2 separate regions of the Mus musculus genome follow, and region 1 is linked to region 2. Evidence: chromatin loops called from intact Hi-C (ENCODE). Cell type or tissue: left cerebral cortex. All regions are shown on one strand. Region 1 overlaps Npas3 (neuronal PAS domain protein 3). Region 2 overlaps Npas3 (neuronal PAS domain protein 3).

Evidence for each region. A loop is a pair of places that touch in the nucleus more often than their neighbours do. Peaks named below come from ENCODE experiments on the same cell type or tissue, not always from the same donor. Only the 100,000 strongest peaks of a DNase experiment are listed, where the experiment ranks them.
Region 1: it touches region 2 in a loop (3-fold over the local background); 2 of 42 quality-filtered maps call a loop at or near these places.

What each region holds. Positions count from the first base shown.
Region 1 is chr12:53,978,786-53,983,785 of GRCm38, forward strand. The region is part of intron 6 of Npas3 (neuronal PAS domain protein 3); the gene reads left to right. Among named protein-coding and RNA genes, the nearest start is that of Gm35614, 150 kb to the left of the region's middle. In left cerebral cortex, no CTCF peak of the experiment used is centred here; a DNase peak (open chromatin) is centred at 2,959; H3K27ac peaks cover 1,088 bases.
Region 2 is chr12:53,746,522-53,751,521 of GRCm38, forward strand. The region is part of intron 4 of Npas3 (neuronal PAS domain protein 3); the gene reads left to right. Among named protein-coding and RNA genes, the nearest start is that of Gm35614, 83 kb to the right of the region's middle. In left cerebral cortex, a CTCF peak has its summit at 313; DNase peaks (open chromatin) are centred at 360 and 3,045; H3K27ac peaks cover 845 bases.

The DNA.
Region 1 (5,000 bases), 230 kb after region 2:
TCTCTCTCTCACACACACACACATACACAGAGATACACACACAGAGAGACAACACACATACCCACGCACACTCATGCCCTTGAGCAGACACACACATGCTCACGTGTGTACATGCACAAATATACACACACACATATACACATAACTAAAAATAAATATTTAAAAAAAAACCAACAAGCAACAAATGCCTGTGAGGGTGTGTGAGAAAGGAGAGTCCTTATGTGTCACTGGTAGGAATATAATTCAATACAACCACAATAAAAGATTCTTACAAAACTACAATGTTCATACCCTGAATTACCATTTTATAGTGAAAGAAACTCGCCCGTGAGCAGCAGGGCTGGAATGCCAACTCAGTGTTCTAACTATAAACTGTGTTCTCCTTCCGCTTAACCAAATGAAAGGATAAAGAAAATATCCCTGCTCTTCCCTACATGTGGGATAGTGTAATTAATATGGCCTGTGATTTCTGCAGCCCTGCCTCTGCCCTCAGTCTCCCACCCAGCACCTGCACCTTTCACCCCAGCCTGGAGCATTTAAGGCAAATGGAAATGCAGGCTTTAACACTCACACACATGTTAGCAAGAGCAACCCACTAGAGAGACGTGTTTACACATTCAACATTCCCTTTAGGAAGTCTGTAGAGATTTTGATTTCTGTTTGCACTCATAGTATGTTAGTGATTTTCATATTACATTAGCAAATTTAATCTCTGCTAATGAGATAGGAAGATATTAACACAATGAGATTTGATTTAACAACTTTCAGACTTGGGTGGCAAAGGCAGAATTTGCAAGTGAGCACCAATTCCAATCTCTAATTGAAAAATAAATCAGAATACAGAGATATCTGTAGTTCCTGGATTTCAGGTCTAGATTCAAGCCATGGGGGAGGGCAAATGATTTGTATCCCAGGAAGCATGTGAATGAGGAGACAGGACTTGAGGAGGCACTGTTTGGTTTGAGATCCCAGGTGGTCCTGAGTTGGAGGACCACACAGCTTCCTAATTGCTAGATTTCTAGCACCCAAGGAAAGTGTGGGTGTTGAAATATCATCAATAACAGTCAAATCTCCAGTATCCAGCCAAGATGGTGTTCTCCTTCTCAGGGGTCCTGCCTCTAACCTCTCTCTGGCATGTAGAAAGCCAACAAGGAGACACACTGAAGCCACATGGCCCCCACAACAAAAGCAAAATGAGTCCATCCTATAAGAAGAACTGGCCCTGGGTACACACTCCTCCCCCTGGAGTTTTCCTCAGAAAGTCGGGAACTAATTCCTGTATTAGTTTTCATTTACTTCTGGTTTCTTAAATGCACTGATTTAAAAGGGGGGCGGGTGGTCTGAAGAGATGGCTCAGCAGTTAAGAGCACTGGCTGCTCTTCCAGAGGACCTAGGTTCAATTCCAAGCACTCGTCTGGTAGGTCACAACTGTCTGTAACTCCATTTCCAGGGGACCCAGTTCCTCTTATGGCCTTTGCAGGCATCAGACACTGACATACGGGCAAACAAAATACTCATACACATAAAGTAAAATTAATTTAAAAAACACTTGGAGCCAGGCAGTGGCGGCGCATGCCTTTAATCCCAGCACCTGGGAGGCAGAGGCAGGCAGATTTCTGAGTTCAAGGCCAGCCTGGTCTACAAAGTGAGTTCCAGGACAGCCAGGGCTATACAGAGAAACCCTGTCTTAAAAAAAAAAACAAAAACAAAAACAAAAAAAACAAAAAAAAAAAACTTGAAAATACCTTAGAGTCATGATAGTATGCTAGAAAATGGGATACATTTTTATAATCAAAACTACCTAAGAACTATAAAATCTAGCTCATCATATGAGTAGATTTTCCCCAATGCTATAGCACATTCCAATGTCTTGCATTACAATCCAGCTCTAAGCGCAGACGTGGGCTTTCTAGAACAACAGCTCTCACAGTTCCGCTGGAGGAGGACATGTAGCTTAAACTCACCTTCACAACGGAGGCCTCCGCCTGCTTTTTAATTTACTAGATGTTGCTTTACTGCTGTAATATGTAATACATGTGTGTACTATATAATAAACATTCTGATTACCTTATATCTACATAGTAAACATTTGCCAAGGTAAAATTAATATAATTTTTAAAATATCATTTTAATAGAACAGAATGTCAGGTGACGGCGGGAACTATTTGAATTCTGTCCATGCTCAGAAGTGCCACACCCTCTTCATGGTAGCCTGCTAGACGGCAAGCCATGGTCTTGGTCCCAGGGGTCCCAAGTATCCCCATAGGCCACAGTTGGGACCTTTTGAAAAGTGACCAGAAAATTGCTTTTTAGACACTAGTGTGGAGGAACTTCCCACATGATAGGGAACTAGACAAAAAAAAAGTCTGTGTGTAGAACACTGTTTCCTGTATGCCCTTCTGCGAGATTCATCCAAGACTATAACTTCAAAGACTCTTTTGATAGAAAAAAGATGTTTTAATTCTCACATTTTATGACAGTGCTACAGGATACTTACAGTTGATTGACCGTAAGGCAGGACCTGGATACTGTCTCACAGGAAAAGAAACCCTAGCTTGCTCCTGCCATTTGCTCTCCCGCTGCCCTTCCCCCCCCACACACACATATACACTATTTCCAGCCAGGAATATGGACAGGCAAGAAATGGGTTAAAGGGAAAGATGGTGAGAACACAGCAAGCACCATCATTAGACCCCACTAGGGTCCCTCACAGACGCCTGTGACCGGAGGAAAGAATATTCCCATGGTCAGGTGCCTGCTCACCCCAAAGCTGCAATAAAGAACGCAGACCTCCCAGATCTGCAAGGCTGCATAGGGGAGCTGAAGGGCCAGGGAGAAGGAAGTCTGGCTTCCACCCCATTGGGCAAAGACTCAGCCAAAGGAAGTGCCAGGACACTGCGCTGACCCACTTCGAGCCCTTCCTCTCCATTTATCCCCAGCAGAAGAGATACAAAAGCATCACTATGGCACAAGGGAAAGTTGGAGAAGCATTCCGGAAATTGACATGCAAATAACCACTCCAAGTACTGGGCTTTGTTCTGAAAATTCCCATCCTTGGGAGATGTGAAAACACCAATCAGGGAAGGGGTAGAGCTGGGAAGGACCTGGCAGGTTTATAGCCAGAGTGTCCTCCTTTGAGAGTCTGTCTCTGTACCCCATCCCAGACTGAGCTGGCACAGGTAAAACCAAACTAAACATGTCTCCGCTGAACAACTAAAAGGACAACAGGCCTGAATGGAACTGCCCTGAGACAGTGACAGTCACAACACTTGCTTCCTGGTCTCTGAGTCATCCCTGATGCCACCAAAGCAATAAGAAGTCCAGCCAGGGCTCATAAAGAAAAGCCAAGTATTTCACAAGGACAAAAGCAACTGTCTCTAGGAAGCTAGCTTTGCATTCTGAGCAGCTGCCCCAGTCTCCTAGACAAAGGCCAAAGATACTGCCTTACCCACGCCACTGCTTCTCCATCATCGAGGCCTGGGACTAGATGCCAAACTCCCACCTGCAAGCTCTCAGATCCTACAGCACACTATACTCAGTGCTAAGTGGAGTCAACATTACTAAAGCGGGGAGAGGGGGGTGACTGCATAATGGCCCGCTGTAGGCTGTCTCTTTGGTAGATTTATTACATACATAAGACCCTGAAGAAAACCAGCAGGCAGTGGGCAATGCTCACTATGCATAAAGGAAGAAAGGCACCATGACTCGGGAGTTTGTTAAGGAGAGGTTCTGAAAGCTAAGCATGTGGTTAGAGAAACCAGTGAATTAGTTCTGGCTGTACTGGAATCCTGCTCCTCTGTATACGAGGGTCCCTACATACCATCAAGATGTCGAATTGGCCTTATTTTTACCACTGTGTTTTCCTCTCCCAGAGCCAACCCTGCTCCTTCCTCCCTGGAGGTGTTTGTGCTCAGGAAAACTGAACCAGCAGAATCCAAGCATAACAAGTCTTGCTCAGGCTTCATCAACTGTCTCTCAAGGAAGTTTACTCAAACTTTAATTGACTCCTAGAGAGTGGGCAACCCCAAAGCTAGCTGGCCTAACAGAATCATGAAGGCCTGGTGATGACCATTTTGCTGCTGTTTCCTGTGCCCATGAGTCCTCCCCTTGAGCCCTGAGCAGTACTCACATAGCCTCACAGCAACATTCAGATACAGCTGGAGGTGGTGGCCTGCTTAGCCCTTCAGTACATGTAACCTCTGCCTTTGGACATCTCAACAGCCTGATCCTCTGTGGTGGAACTATTCCACCCGATATTCAGAGTGACCTTATGTACTTCATACCTGCAATCAGATGTTAACCTTCACAGACCTTTCTAGCCATTCAGGCATTCATACACATTTCAAACATATCTGTATGTTATGTTTATCTCCATACCCCCCCCCCAGTGCAGGTGTGTGCATACACGTGTGTGCGCTCATGTACCCATTTATCCTCCTAATAGAATATAGACTCTACTATGGGGAGAATTTCTTTCCGCCCCATTCCTCCCTTCTCTTCTGTGACCTCAAACCTATGACAGGGACTTACACCCGTAGAAACTCCGTCAGGACTTGCCGAATGGATCTGTTGTGAAGTGAATTGTGAGCCTAGTCTAGACTCAAGATGGCTTTAGCCAAGCATGCTTCATCCACATATTAGGATGGCTTTGACCATTTTAGGGGCAATCCTTGTTTTCCTGAAGAATAGAACTAGAAGAGGAAGCTGTGTAGGGAGATAAATATTGGTTAGTGGGGAGAAATCGGAGAGAAGTTTTTGTTTGTTTTGTTAAGGGAAAAGAATGTAGAAATAAAGGGAAAGCAATCAACAGTACCTTTCTGTTTCTATAAATGACTTTCTATTTCTGGTTTTAAGTGCGAAAGAGATGGTTCTAAACGTATCCTGAATCATGATTAGTAATTTCATTGATTCTGTTTCTCCTGCTCATTAGAATCACTGGCTTTGGAGACCATGCCAATGTCTGGGTCTTTATAAGAGCCTGCGATTGACAGGACTTGTTT
Region 2 (5,000 bases):
GTGTCATCAGGCCTAGGGAGAACTAAGGGCCAATGATGGGTAATTTCCTTTAGGGTGACTTTAGTTCAAAACAATTTGCAACGTCATTACACTCCTCTAGTCCTCTTCTGACTGCCACTGTGTATTCACTTGAGAAATCTCTCTTGGAGGGAAGAATGTGTCCCCTGTTCTGTTAGGAAGGTGGGAGCCATAGATAAAGTGATCTGCCTGAGGAGATTCAGGTGGCCCCCGGAGAGGAAAAGAAAATGATGCATGCATCTCTTCCCCCAGAGGGAAGCAATTCCACACTGTGACACTTTACCCTGGCATTCAGCCACCAGAGGGGGCATGGACCAGAGGGAAATAAATTGTGACAGCTGCCCAGATGCCTTCCCTGCCTAGGTGGCTTCCCAGCACCGTCACCTCCGTCATTTGGAGCTGTGGAGACAGCCTCGGCTGCCATTTGTGAGGCTAGGTGGTTTTAGTGAAGCACTAAAGGCTTCTAGAGGCACAGCCAAGACTCCACTCAGACTGACATGAAGGCGTAATGACGATACTTCTGAGCCAGTGTCCCAGGTACTCTTTCCCTCCTTTCTATCACACTATTGATTTCTATCCCAATATAGATATGGGCTTTCAGAAAAAGAAATCAGCTTGTCAAGATTGGCCATTCGACAGAAAGTTTGTACATCACATAAAAACGTGGTTTCGAAAACAATAAAATGCATTCCTTTTCTGCTCATTGTAATTCACTCTATGGTTTCTCACTTAATAGCATAACATATATCATTTATACTGTTATCCTCGGTGCTTTTAAACTGTAATATTCTTTCAGCGATGACTACTTGTCAATTTCACTGATCTAGATTTGATTTCATAAATTAACTAGGCCAATTAAGTAGAGAGTTATCATTAGAATAAGAAGTAGAAGCAAATAAATATTAATCCTGCAGTTCTGGATGTCAGGATTCCAGCACAACCTTGATCACACTTTAATGGCACTTAAGGGTCAGGGGGAGGAGAAAAGCGATACCTTTTCCACTGGCAACTTAGTATTCCCCAATTTAAGTTTCTAGGGATATTCTTCATCCATATCTGCATGGAGCAGTTGTGGTTTCTACTCTATCAACTTAAAATGCAGCACCTACACAAATAATCCACGTTCCTGTTTTTTTTTTCCTAATTAGGAAGGAACTTTTTATTGAAAAGCATGACATGTATATGCAGTCCAAAACATCAAAGAGTGATCCCCACCAACACACAATGGAAATTGACATTTCAAATATATAGACAGTGATTTGAAAAGTGAGCTTTTACTTTCTCTTTCTCATCCATTTTCTATTTTGTTTTAAAACCACCTTGTCTCAGCTTTGAGACTCCTGTGTTAGGGAGATTGCTGGCCATGTCATAGCTGCCCTTCTTCTGTCTTTTGACTTTGAACATATTTTTTTGCTATACAAAATTTTTTTATTAGATACTTTCTTTATATACATTTCAAATGCTATCCCGAAAGTTCCCTATACCCTCCCTCCTCCCTGCTCCCCTACCCACCCACTCCCATTTCTTGGCCCTGGCATTCCCCTGTACTGGGGCATATAAAGTTTGCAATACCAAGGGGCCTCTCTTCCCAGTGATGGCCGACTAGGCCATCTTCTACTACATATGCAGCTAGAGACACGAGCTCTGGGGGTACTGGTTAGTTCAGATTGTTGTTCCACCTATAGGGTTGCAGAACCCTTCAGCAGCTTGGGTACTTTCTCTAGCTTCTCCATTGGGGGCCCTGTGTTCCATCTTATAGATGACTGTGAGCATCTACTTCTGTATTTGCCAGCCACTGGCATAGCCTCATACGAGACACCTATAACAGGGTCCCTTCAGCAAAATCTTTCTGGCATTGTGCAATAGTGTCTGGGTTTGGTGGCTGATTATGGGATGGATCCCGGGGTGGGGTAGTCTCTGTATAGTCCATCCTTTCATCTTAGCTCCCACGTTCCTGTTTTAAGGACTCTGGTTGAGCATTTTGCTTGCTGTCTCCACACCCTTGCCTGTGGGGCTTCTGTGCTGAGGTTTGGCCACTGTGTCATAGTTAATAGAAAAGTTTGCCTGATCTACATTTCTGAGTATCGCTTTAGTCATTTTGTCACTTGCCTGGCGGGAAATACTTTCAAATGTAGTCTATTTGGGAATGTCTCTTTCTAAAAAACAGAAGTCCTGACTTAAATGATTCTTCTTCACATGAACCATATTCTGTGACTCCCAGAAATTGAAGAAAGGTATCAACACCACATAAAAATATCCTGGGCATGAATTCAATGAGACACCTTTGCTTGCCTATGAGTTTAATGTACGAATTTAACAATGCCAGCTTGTTTTCCAAGGTCCTAGCCAATGTGTCTGGTCTTTTAGGTGATCTGGTGGTGGGTGGGAGACATTGCTTGTTCCAGTGCATCTCCACACTGTTTCCTCTAAATAACGGGCACGCTCGATTGCTGTGGTTAAAGGAACATCTTACCAGACTGTCTCTGACAATGACCCAGAAGAAGTCATAATCCAGAGATCATAAAACCACTAGCTCAGGACCCCTGTGTTTCCAGTTAACTTTTCTCTCTGTTCGTCCAGAGCTCTGAAGAGAGGCTGTGTAATTCTGTATCACCCAGCGACACATTAATGACTAGCTTGCGAAACACTGGAGGACCCTCGAGGGATGCCAACACTAGGGTCCATTTTCCCTAGTTGTTTTGATTAAGAACTTTGCATCCTGAAGCCAGCAAACCGAAGTGCCTTAGTCTCTCTGACTTTACTTCCCCCTTGTAGCCCTTCAAGCCTCAGTAGTTTTACCATAGTAATAATTTTTCCCTAAGAGTTTTAAACAAGACTTTGCCATTGGACAGCCTTTGAAACAGTTAGCTTTGCCTCACTATTTTTTGTGACTTGCCAAAATCACAAATAAAAGGGACTATGTCCTCTAATGCTTCTTCCCTGGTCATTATCTTGGAAAATATGCAGAGTCTGGTCCAAGTAGAGTGCTCCCCAAACCTTGCTGTTACTTTGAGAATAGTTTTAATGAGGCTGGCAGCTGAGCCAAGCTCTCCTGTTGTGTTATTATTTGGGCATGTGGAAGCCCAGGTGATTGATCTGTGTGGGAGAACTGGCAACACTCACATGCCCTCTGGGTAGAGGCAGAGCCTCCAGCAGGAAAAATTAGGGAAAGAGAAAAAAAGGAGAGGAAATGTTTATCGCCCATCTCCTTGCGTTTTATGGCGGCGTGCTGGTGAACTGGGAGATGGATGTGTATATTCATGGATTTCACACCACTTTAAGCACTAATAACATTAAATCAACCTTAATACTTCATGCCAAATGTGTTCTAAAAGAGGGAATAATAGGAATTTTTGTTGACTTTAGTAAAGTATCAAAAGTTACACTGGAAACACATAAAATGCTACAATGCAGAGGTCACAATTATGCTAATACCATGATAATATAAAATATTAAGTCACCAAAATGACAGGATTTACAACCAAGCATCCTCAGTCCCCAGAAGCCCTGACTGCAGGCTCACAGTAAACACACCAGCCTGTCCTCCCAAGGAGTCTGATTACAAATTTAAATATGTATATGATTAGAACTCTGCCAGTCTCCCTCCCCTAGAGACAGATGAAGTAAAATTTGATTTATCTCATACCTGGAAACCTATTGTGCTGGGTTCACTCTTTTGCAGGATCAGTACAAGGTCTGATGAATTTTGCATTTCCTGGGATGCTTTGGGGGAAACCAGGGACGACTGTTAATGGTCTTGAATGTCTGTGCAGTCTCATGGAGTGGGAGAGGAATAGCCAGATGTTTGGCAATGGAGTTCTGGCAGATGGAAACCTCTTCTTAGCCTTCTTTTCTTTTCTCCATGCTCTGCGTTCTGTGCTGAGGTTGGGCTGCTGTGGGAGCACAAACCTCATGGCCTTTCATTTGATTTTATTTGATTGGGTTTTTTTTTTGGTGGGTTTTTTTGTTTTTTGTTTGTTTGTTTTTGGGTTTTTTTTTTTTTGAGAATTTTGCACAATGTGGTTTGATCATATTTAGCCCTTCCCCCAACTTTTCACAGTTCTGTCTGTCCTTCCCTACCCATCTGGCTCTGTGTTCTTTATTTTTATCCACAGCAAATCCATTTTGTGCTGCCCATGTATGTGTGGGAGCATGGCCATCCACTGGAACATGGTCAACTTACCAGGGGCAACACTCTTAAAGAGAACTGTCTGTCTCCCAAGAGTTATCCTTTACCAAGTGTTTCCCAGCTAGGGGTGGAACTTCATGCCCAATTCCCCTCTGCATACTGGGCTTTGGATTGTCTTGAGCCTGCACAGGTCCTGCACAGGCTATCACAGCAGCTTTGAGTGCCCGTGTATAGCTGCCCTGCTGTGTCTTGTAGCTACCTACCACTTCTGGCTCATAAACTCTTTCAGTCCCCCCCTCCTCAAGGATACTTAAGTTTTATGAGGAGGCAATATAATGGTTCTGTTGACCAGTTGTGTACCTTGACCGGTTGTGGGTCTATGTGTTGATCACCATCTACTCAAAACATACTTCTCCAATGTGGCTCAAGAGACAATTAATATGCCAGCATAATAATGAGTCTGTTTAGTACTGTGTTCATTTAGCAGAACAGCAGTAGTAAGTTCTGCCCAAGGTTTATGACATAGCAACCCACAGGTTCTTGACCCAGGAATTGTACCAGGTATGGGTTTATCTTCTGGAGTAGGGCTTAAAGCTAGTCAGAGAGTCATTGGCTATTCCCATGAGAGTCATGCCACTGTTGAACCAGTGGCCGTGCCTTGCCAAGCCTGTTGTTACTGTAGCCCACAGGGTTCCCAGCTGGATAAGACTGATGGGTGCTTTTCCCCTACATTAGTGTGTACTGTGAAGTCTAACCAGTAGGGATGAAGCTTCCAGGCCAGTACCAGCTTGATTTCCTCATATTCTGTCACTCAGGTATATGGTATTCACCAATATGTTCTTGTTCTCAACTT